Regions from separate parts of the Homo sapiens genome. Here region 2 is linked to region 1. Evidence: chromatin loops called from intact Hi-C (ENCODE). Cell type or tissue: chondrocyte. All regions are shown on one strand.

Region 1 (5,000 bases):
CATTGGCAGGCCCAAAGGGGTTCTAGCCCCTCCATTAAGTGCTCACCTCACACCTCATCAGCCCTGGTACCCACTTGGCAGCCTGGACGGTCCCTCAAGGGAACTCTGCTCCTCTCGTCGTCCTTCTCACTGCCCCCTCTGCTTTGACCAATATGCCATATTGGATGTAGGGGAAAGAGTTTATCCCCCAGAGCCTCTTGGGGTCCTGGGTCCCAGCTGGGTGTGTGACCCAGCAAAGAAGCTGGCCCACTCTGCCTGGTCCCCTTCCCACCCACTCCACACGCTCGCAGCACCGTCCCTTCTGCTCTGACACCGACTCTGGGCCCTCTTTCAGGGTTCAAAGGCTCCTGCCAGGCCCCAGAGGACTAGTCGTCCTGGGTGTGCACAGGCCTTGGCTCAGCACTCACCACCCAGCTGTTCCAGCCACAAGAGTCCACATCTTGTATTATCTGGCTCCCAACGCCTTCCACGTTCAACTGCTTGTGTGCTTACGTGCCCCTTCATTCCACAAATATTTAGGGAGTGCCTCCTTGGTTTCCAGCCCCAGGATTCCAGGCAGGCGCAGGCCTTTCTACCAACCAGCCCGCTCCTTGTCTGCGCCTCCTCCTGATCTGCTCTCCTAGGGGCCGGACCACAGTGAAGCCCGAATGGGTGCCCAATAAACACCTGCAAGGTGGTTGGTTGATGAGCTCACCGGGCACGGACATGGGCCACAGCTCCGAGAGAAATTGTCCTGCTTTGTGTTTACACGCAAGCAAAAACCAGAATGGATTGGTTTTCTGGAAAGCTAGAACTGGAAGGCGCCTTGGAGAGCATCTAGGTGAAGCCTCTCCATTTCCACTGAGGAGGCTGAAGCCCACGAGACAGTGACTGTCCTGGGTCACGCGGCTGTGACTTGCCCTGGTCACGCAGCTGTCAGTGCAGAGTTCACATGCAGCCTCCCACTTTCGGTCAAGCTCAGCGCTCTTTCTTTCACATCAAGAGGTGGCACACAAGGACTGCTGCCCTTGACCTTTCAGCTCACGCATTCCTTCACTCCCTCAATTGACAAACCTTTGCTAAGCACCAGCTGTGTGCAGGCCCTGGGCTGAGACCGAGGAGGAAGGGTGTCCAACCCCACACGCTCATTCTCAGTTTGAGACCCAGTCACTGCCATGCGGTTCACTGGCAGGCACGCACTGTGTACACAGATGGAGACAGACAGAGCTGGGACTGTGATTGGCTCCTGGCAAGCTTCTCCGAAAGCAGGATGGATGCCAGCCTCCCTTCAGCACCCTCTCCCCACCCCAGGGCCTTGACCAGTCCTGGCACCGGGAACCCCTAGAAAGCTGCCTCTGTGAAATGGGAGGTGGTTCTGTCTCTGACAGTTGGGAGGACCAAGAAACATTTGCAGAGCCACAGAAAGCTCTATGGGTTGGGCAACACCGAGGTGGGGCAGGTTGATTCGACAGCGCTGATTTGCGTCCCCATCCCAGCCCTTTCTAAGGCATGTGGTTTTAGAACTTGTTGTTGCCTAATTTATAAAGTGGGGAGACTAAAACCCTCTTTTTTTTTTTTTTTTTTTTTTTTGAGACAGAGTCTCACTCTGCCGCCCAGGCTGGAGTGCAGTGGTGTAATCAAATCACAGCTCACTGCAGCCTTGAACTCCAGGGCTCAAGCAATCCTCCTGCCTCAGCCTCTGGAGTAGCTGTGACTACAGGTGTGCGCTACCACACCTGACTAATTTTTGTATTTTTTGTAGAGATGAGGTTTCACCATGTTGTCCAGGCTGGTTTCGAACTCCTGGGCTCAAGCGATCCTCCCACCTCGGCCTCCCAAAGTGCTGGGATTACAGGTGTGAGCCACCACGCGCAGCTTAAAACTTTCTTTTGTAAGAGTGTTCAAGGGCAGTAACAGAGGTGATGGGCTCCAGCTCAGATCCCTCAAGCTGCAGGGGGTGCTCTGTAAGGCTGGCCCGCTCCCTCTCCCCTGCCTGCTGGCTCCTCACCTGGAGCCCCTGCCCTGCCTCGTTTCTTCCCCGTTCCTCTCCCTTGATTCCTGAAATTTCCCAGGCTGGTCACTAGGTGTCACCGCAATCAAGTTTTTCTGCCCCCACGGACCTGAGGTCTTGCACCAGAGAAGTCAAGAGTCAAGAGACTCACTCACCTCCTGAGCTTTACTCCCTCAAGGCCCGGGAGGCTGGAGGTGTCCTTCTTTCCTCCCTCAGGTTGCCAGGTTTAGCAAATAAAAATACAGGACGCCTCATTCAATCTGAATTTCAGGTGGACAATCAATACTTCCTGAGTATAAGTATGTTCAAAAGTTGCATGGGTCATACTTATAATAAAAAAAATTACTTGTTTATCTGAAATCCCAGTTTAAATGGGCACTCTGTATTTTATCTGGCAACCCTGCCCTGCCCTCCACAGGGACCCTAAAGGAAGCCATGGCGGACGGACAGGCTGTCTAGTGCCACCCTTAGCTCCTACTGCCAGAGAGCTCAGGCAGGTGCCCAGGCCATGGCCTGCCACGAACAGGGAAAAGGTCTGTTTTTCCTTTCCAGCAGGTGACGAGATGGAGGGCGCCCAGGCATGGGGGCCAAGGTGGTAGCATCCCAAAAGTGTTCCCACAGCAGCCCTGGGAACCCGGAAGGAGACAGTGGTAAGAGCACTGTGGACACACGAACAGGAGGATCTGTAAGGCTGTGAGCAGCGTCCCCGAGCCCCAGCCAGTGACTCTCCACCACTGTCCACCCACATGCCGCAGAAAGGAGCAGGGGCTGCAGAGCCACAGCCTGGGGCTGGAGTCCCGGCTGCGTCACAAGCAGTGGCGCTCACTTCCTCTCCCTCAGCTGTGCATGAGGGGCGGCAGCGGGTACTTCTCATGGCCCTTCGAGGACAAAAGGGGCTCATGGGCTCGGGGCACAGTAGGTACGTTTGGATCATCGGCAGGTACAGCCACTTTGGGGACATAAGCCAATTCCCGCCACCGACTCAAACTTAGTCTGGTGACTTGTCGCTGCACTCAACAGACAAACGTGTGGGCGATCTGTGATGTGCCCTGGGGGCACAGGAGTCAGGCGCTCTGTGATGTGGAGGCGAGGCTGGGCAGCGGGAGGGAAAGGTGTTCTGGAGCAGGAACAAGCCCATGCAGAGGCCTGGGGAGTGAGGCTGGGGGTCTCTGCGCTTCTGACAGACAAACTGGGGCTGGAGAGGCCTCGTGGAGAGAAGCCGGCAGACCTGCAAGCTGACCAGCTGTGGAAGGGAGCAAGGTGGGACAGCAGTGCAGGACCCAGCAAACCACGACGCGCTGGGCGTCCCTCTCCTGGCGGTGGGCTGGGCACACTGCTCTGCACGAGGGGTGTGAAGGCACTTTGTGAACGGATGATGCACACACTTCGGGCATGAGTCCCTCATGAGATGGTCTCATCTCCTCTACACTCCCATGCGGCATGTTTTCCTCTGCACCCTGCCCTGTGTGAGACGTGAGAAACACAAGGATGACTTAAACACATCCCTGCCCTTCTTGGGAGCTCATGGACTGGTCCTGCAGTAGAGGGCTGAACCATTTCAAACACATGAGTGCAAGTAAAGAGGAAGACGTGCACGCCTGCCTAAGAGTCAGAGACAGCTTCAGAGAGGAGGTGAAAGTGCGCTGGGTTTTGATGGATGACTAAGAGTTCTCCAGGAAGGGAGGGGAATGGGAAATGGCAGTAAAGGCAGAGGATGACACATACCGAGGTTGTAATCAGTAAAGGGCACGTGTGCCGTAACAGGGAGAACAACAGGCAGATGGGGAGGAACCAGGAGAGAGGAACTGGACTGTGGGAGGCCTTGGGAGGCAGGAAGGCAGCAGTGCCTGACAATGGAGGAACTCGGAGGGGGGCGGAGAAAGCGCCCCGGCTGCAGGATGCAGGAGGGAAGGGGGATGAGGCGGAGGTAGGGACACCAATTAGCAACCACAACCTTTGAAGAAGGCAGGGCAACAGGGGTGAGGAAGCTGGCTGGGTTTGGGAGGTGAGTAGAGCTCGGACGTGGGATCCGGTCACACTAGGATGTGGGAGCCACACAGGGGAAGGGTGAAGGCAGCACCCCAGCGCTGGTGCCCCACTGATGGGGGACGCGCTAGGAAGCACAGGTCTGGGAGGATGGGAAGATGCTGCGTTTGGTTTTGGGCAGGTGGGAATTCTGTAGCTGGGGTCCCCGTCTAGGGGACAGTTGGTACTGGGGTCAGAGCTGGAGAAGTGGCCACTGCTGGTCAGCAAGGAGACTCAAGAAGCTTAGGGGAGAGCTAGGAGAGGGCTGAGGCAGAGGAGGAGCCAGGATCGGGGGCTGAGGAGGAAGGGAAGAAGTCCCATGGGACGTACATGCTGAAAGAGTCTGGTGACATAATCAAGCAGCCACCAGGCCGGGAGACAAAAACCCACCTGGCTGGCCTCAGGCGGGTGACGAGGACCTGGGGAATGCTGCGGCCAGGGGTGGCCAGGCAGACGTCCCACCAGGAGATTGGCCTTGTGGCCACAGTCACAACCCAATTTCCCTAATGAGGCTAGGGAGGGCTCACACCACTCCCTAATGACCCAGGATGACCTCGGCTGCTTCCCCACTCTGCCAACCAGGCATCTGCCCGGTGGTTTCCGAACCCACACTCCAGATCTGCATGACTTTCCATGCGTAGGGCCTGTGCCCACAAACCCCAGGTGGGAAGCCAGGCTGTGGGCTACGGTGTAGGGGGTGGGCACTGGTCTGGAGCCTAGGGGCCTGGGACAAGTTCCAGCTCTGCCCCCAACATGCTAAGTGACCTCTGACAGGACACATGGTGTTTCCAGGGCCTCTGCTACTTCACTCTAGAACAGGCGTGCAGGCCAGCTTCCCTCCAGGGCAGCATGCTTTCGGTTCTCACGCACGTCAACTCCATGACCTCGCCTCAGCTTTTCCTGACTGCCTGCTCCCTACAGACCCCAGGCTGGACACTGGGGGGCCAGCGGGTCCTTGTGTCCAAGGGCATATCCTCACTTGGGG
Region 2 (5,000 bases), 610 kb after region 1:
CCAGCCTTTCCACCACTCTCCAGACAAAGACCACGCTCAGCTGGCTCCAGAGCTCAGTGCGTCTGCCCCACCAGCCTCCCCTGCGTCGTGTACGGCACACTCCCTGAGGCTCCAGCTTTACTGGCCTCCCTTCCTGCTCCTCGAATGGGCCTTTCTCCCTCCTGCCTCTGGATCTTTGCACATGCTGTTCCATCTGCCGAGAACATTCTCCTTGTCCTCTTTGCCTGGTGGACGCTGACTCATCCTTCAGATTATAGCCTAAGAGTCATCTCCTCCGGGCAGCCTTCCCTGGCCAGAGAGTCCCTAGATTGAGCTGTGCAGCTGGAAGCCAGTGTAGACCTCTCCCAGGGAACCTCTAGGTGGCGCTGTAGTTACAGGTGAGTGTGTGATAATTTGTAGGTCGTGAGCTCCACCAGGCCAGGAGCTGGGTCTGCGTCGGGGCTGCTTCCATGGCCCCCAGCCAGGCCTTGGCCCCTGAGAGGTCCTCAGCAACTGCTGGTGGGATGAATGAACAACTGATGCAGACGGGCACATTAACCAGCAAGTCAGAATGTTACTGAGAGCCTAACCACAGCCGGCCTGGCTTGGAAGGGGCTTGTTTTACAGAAAAGGAACCTGTAGCGGTGGCTCATGCCTGTCATCCCAGCACTTTGGGAGGGCGAGGCGGGCGGATTGCCTGAGCTCAGGAGTTTGCCACCAGCCTGGGCAACAAGGTGAAATCCTGCCTCTACTAAAATACAAAACAATTAGCCGGGCGTGGCGGTGGGCACCTGTGGTCCCAGCTACTTAGGAGGCTGAGGCAGGAGAATCGCTTGAACCTGGGAGGCAGAGGTTGCAGTGAGCCAAGATCATGCCATTGCACTCCAGCCTGGGCAATAGAGTGAGACTCTGTCAGAAAAAAAAAAAGAAAAGAAAAGAAAGAAAAGAGAAGAGAAAAGAAACCTGTAGCCCAGAGAGGTCAAGAGACTCAGACCCAGCCACACAGCCAACCTGAGATTCTGATGGGTGGAGCAATGGTCAAAGGTCACGGAGACAGTGTAGGGCCCAGGAGGCCGACCAGGAAGCCCCCGACTTCCAATCCTACCCACCATGCCACTTCTCCACCAGTCTCATTTTGCAGAGGAGATCACAGAGGCTCTGAGTCATGCAGTCAACACCACACAGTGTGGGGACACCAGCCGGGCTCCCCCCACCCCGCCGAGCCCTACCCACCCAGTGTGCCAGCCGCCCCTCCTGCCATGGGCACCAGTCTCCGCCACAAGCCAGGCCCTTCCCAGGCCCCCTGGCCGAGCCTTACCTTCTGCTGCGGAAGTAGATGTACTCGAAGGGCAGTGTGCAGGGTAGCAGCAGGTACGTCAGCACCTGTCCAGGCCCCGAGTGCCAGAAGCGGGCCCACCGGCTGGGATCCCTCGTACATGCTTTCTTCAGTGCTGCAAGAGAAGCCCTGGCATGGCCCTGCCCACCTGAAGTCTGTGGGCCAGCAACCTGAGCCCCCCCATTTCACACAGTAAGAGACTGCACCCCCTCCACCTTCTGCAGATGAAGAAGCAACACTGAGCAAGCCCCCACCACAGGCCAGCAGGTAGCTCTGCGCTCATCGTTGTCCGTGAGACAAGGGGTGTATGCCCTCTCGTAGATGAGGAGACTGAGGTTCAGAGTGGAGAAGTGACTTGCCTAAGGACCATCAACAGGAAGTGGCAGGGCCAGGATGGACTTGAGGACTCTCAGGCTCCTGAGTTGTTTCTACCTCTTCTGCCCCTCTAGAAAGTCTGTGGCCTGCTAGGCTGGGACAGATGCTCTCACCACACTCTCTCATAACAGTAACACGACAGTGTTATTAATAACCACAGCCACAACTATGACCGCAGCAACCATTTCCTGGGTGCTCTATTCACTGACCTGACCAGAGTGGAAGGGACCAGCATCTGGGCTGGGACAGAGCCGGAGCCCAAATCCCAGCCTCCAGACACAGCCCAGGCCACAGCTCAGGCCACCACGTCCACTCTGGCCACTGCCCTCTGGAGACGGAGGATTACAAGGATTCACAGATAGCACAGGCCAGAGACCCTGCTCCACATCCACCTGCCGAGTGTCCTAGGACGAGTCCTAGCTTCCTTCTCCATAAACTGGGGATCCCAGCAGGACATTCCTCCCTGGGCAGGCAGGTGAGGATTAGAGATGAGATTCACAATTCCCTTCCCAAATGGCGAGGGCGCAGCGCCCAGGAGTTGGTGCTCCACCCGAGGCAGCTCTCTGGTGCCCCCGTGTGGCTACAGGTACACTGCCGGGTTCCAGAATCCCAAGCTTGGACCTCAGGGGTTCCGCACAGGTCCCCGCCCATTTCTGCACGTCCTCGTGTGGTCTCCGGCATGGAAAGGGGCCCCCTTCCTCATCCCCTTGCCCACCCCACTCTCCCTGATCTGGCCTCGACCGCCATCCCTCTCCTCCCAGCCTCCCACCCCTTCAGCCTCTTCCCACCCAGCTGGGTCCACCACCCCCTCCCGCCCACCTCACTTGCTCCTCCCACAGCTTTTGAGACCACCTGCCCACCCTGCCAGCCTCCCAAGCTCACCTCTGCTGCCTGTCCCTCATGCCGCAGCCACAGGGACCTCCTGGCTGTCCCTCACCAACCCCAGGACCTTTGCACGTGCCATGCCCTCTCCCCGATGCTCTTCTGCCTCTTGGCCTGGCCAACATCTCTTTTCCAGCTTCACTTAGATGCTGCTCAAAGTCACCCCCCACCATCGTTACATGTGCCTGTGGGACTCTGTACTTTCCTGTTGTTGCAGTTGTGACATTTAGTCACACAGCGGGCGGGCAGACTAAATGGTTCCGAGTAGAACCCCTAGTTCTGCCATTTGCTACTGTGTGACCTTGGGCAAGTCGCTTAACTTCTCTGTGCTATGGTTTCCTCATCTGTACAATGAGAACAATTCTGTACTATCCTCAGATGGTTGTTGGAAGGATGAAATGAGTTCATTTTCATCTGGGGAATCCAGAACCCTCTGTGTGTGCCTCTCCTATGTCTGTCAACACTCCCGCCCTTTCCGGGGCAGTGGGCAAAGACCTGGCTTTCGCAGGCACAGGCTTGGGTTCAAATCCCCTAGTTGCAGGCTCTGAGCCCTTGGTGAGTCCCTTCCTTTCTCTGAGGTTTGGTTTCCTCATCAGTGAAGTGGGTACGAATAATGCCTAGGCCCAGGGTTGTGGGGAAGAATGAACGATGCCACATGTGAAAAGCCCATAGTACCACACTTGGCATTTAGTAGGTGCTCAGTAAATGAGTCCTGTCCTCTTCCAGACCACGAGTGCCTTCAAGGCAGGGTCCCTGAGCCCGGGCCCCTGAGTGCAGGGCCCTGGTAGGTGAGCAAATGCAGGTAGAGTCCCTACCAGCCTCCAGCTCTGGTGAGAGCTGCTCAAAGTTGGGTACATCCTTGACTTGCACATGGGGCACTTTCCAGTTGAGAGACAGGCCCCCCTTCCAGCGTTGGTCACAGCCAGCATCCCAGTTTCCGTCAGCCGGGGCTGGGGGTTCCTTAGACACCAGCGTCCATAGCACTGGTTCCTTGGTGAGTCCTGGGTCAGGGGAAGGGAGAGGATAAGTCAAGCATCTGAGCCTCCCCAAGGCGCCCCATGCTGCCCACATCCCTCAGAGCCCAAACCCAGTTCTGGGGATCCACTGTGCTGTGGGACGGACCCACAGCTTATTCCGGATGACTCCCTTCTGCCTTCCCCTGGCCCTGCTCTGCCCTGCTCCCTGCCCACTTTCGAGTGGCTCATCAGAGCCCAGACCCCAAAGACACAATCCAGAGTTCGAATTCTGGCTCCACCACCTGCAAGCTATGTGACCCAATGCCCTTTGCCTCAGTTTCCCTCTCTGTAAAAAAGGAAAAGTAAGACCTGCTTTATACAGTTACTCTGAGAATTAAACAAGATAAATACATAAAGCTTAAGCTCACGTCTGGGCACATATTAAGCGCTCGCCAAATGCCTCCTGATTGTGTGTTTTTGGTTGTAACGTAGGACTTGAGCACATGAGTTCTGGAGCCAGGTGGCCTGTGTCTGAATGTCTATTGCACCAATTTGAAGAGCTCTGTCCTGTGGATGATGTTCAGGCTCTCCAGCCCAGACCTCTCTGGCACACCCACTGCCCCATGAACACACACACACACACACACACCCCTCCTGCCATATTGAGTTATGTGCCCTCAAGGTGCCTGCCTCTGTCCCTTCTCTCTTGTTTTTCCCTCTGCCTAGAATGCCCTCTTCTTTTGCTGGAATCTTCAATTTTGCTGGTGTCTTCATAACTAGTCAAAACCCAGCTTATCTGTCACTGCCTCCAGGAAGCCCTCCTTGCCTACCCCCAACCCCCAGGCTGAGTCCAATGCCTCCTCTGGACTCCCACAGCCTTGAGCATCCCTCTGTCACTACACCCATCTCCCTGGGTTGTCTCTCTCTGAGTCTGTCCCCCTGTACCAGGCTGCGGGCTGCTCAACAGTGGAACTTGTATGTGATTCTTCTCTGAGTCCCCAGTACTCAGCTCAGGTCCAGCACAGAGCAGATGATGAGGAAGAGACTGAGTTAGCCCATGTCCCTAGCAGCTCAAAGGCCCAAGAGGCAGGGTCTACCTGGCACCATGTGGGACATGATCCCCAGCCACTGTGGGACTGCCACCTACCACGTCTCTCCAGGAACCTCAGGGCATCCAGGTAGCCTTGTCTGCAGTTGTCGGCCACTACCTGCCAACACACAGGGCAAGGGTGAGATGGGCAAGGCCTGGACCTACCCCTCGAGTGGATGTCACAGGCCAGAGACTTATCTTCAACTGGAAATAGTCCCAGCCCAGCCTATTCTCCCCAAGTGACCATTCAACAGGGCTCAGGGCAGGAGCCTGGGCAGGACCTTAGCACTGGGCAGGAGGGGCCAGAGGCCTGCAGGCAGAACAGATCTGCTTGGCTAGTTCTGTCCCTGCAGGACCATTGCATCTCCCCCCTGAGACACCC

Evidence for each region. A loop is a pair of places that touch in the nucleus more often than their neighbours do. Peaks named below come from ENCODE experiments on the same cell type or tissue, not always from the same donor. Only the 100,000 strongest peaks of a DNase experiment are listed, where the experiment ranks them.
Region 2: it touches region 1 in a loop (2.4-fold over the local background); 3 of 110 quality-filtered maps call a loop at or near these places.

What each region holds. Positions count from the first base shown.
Region 1 is chr22:43,272,017-43,277,016 of GRCh38, forward strand. All of the region lies in intron 4 of SCUBE1 (signal peptide, CUB domain and EGF like domain containing 1), which reads right to left. SCUBE1-AS1 (SCUBE1 antisense RNA 1) reads left to right here and starts at 3,926. Exons shown (of 2, transcript NR_134582.1): 1 at 3,926-3,995. In chondrocyte, CTCF peaks have their summits at 2,071 (motif pointing right) and 2,271; no DNase peak of the experiment used is centred here.
Region 2 is chr22:43,882,916-43,887,915 of GRCh38, forward strand. It overlaps PNPLA5 (patatin like domain 5, triacylglycerol lipase), which reads right to left. Exons shown (of 9, transcript NM_138814.4): 5 at 4,676-4,736; 6 at 3,388-3,573; 7 at 1,298-1,430. Among named protein-coding and RNA genes, the nearest start is that of PNPLA5, 6.6 kb to the right of the region's middle. RefSeq lists an enhancer at 308-1,038. In chondrocyte, CTCF peaks have their summits at 375 (motif pointing right), 583, 2,265 (motif pointing left) and 2,483; DNase peaks (open chromatin) are centred at 1,256, 2,286, 3,546 and 4,696.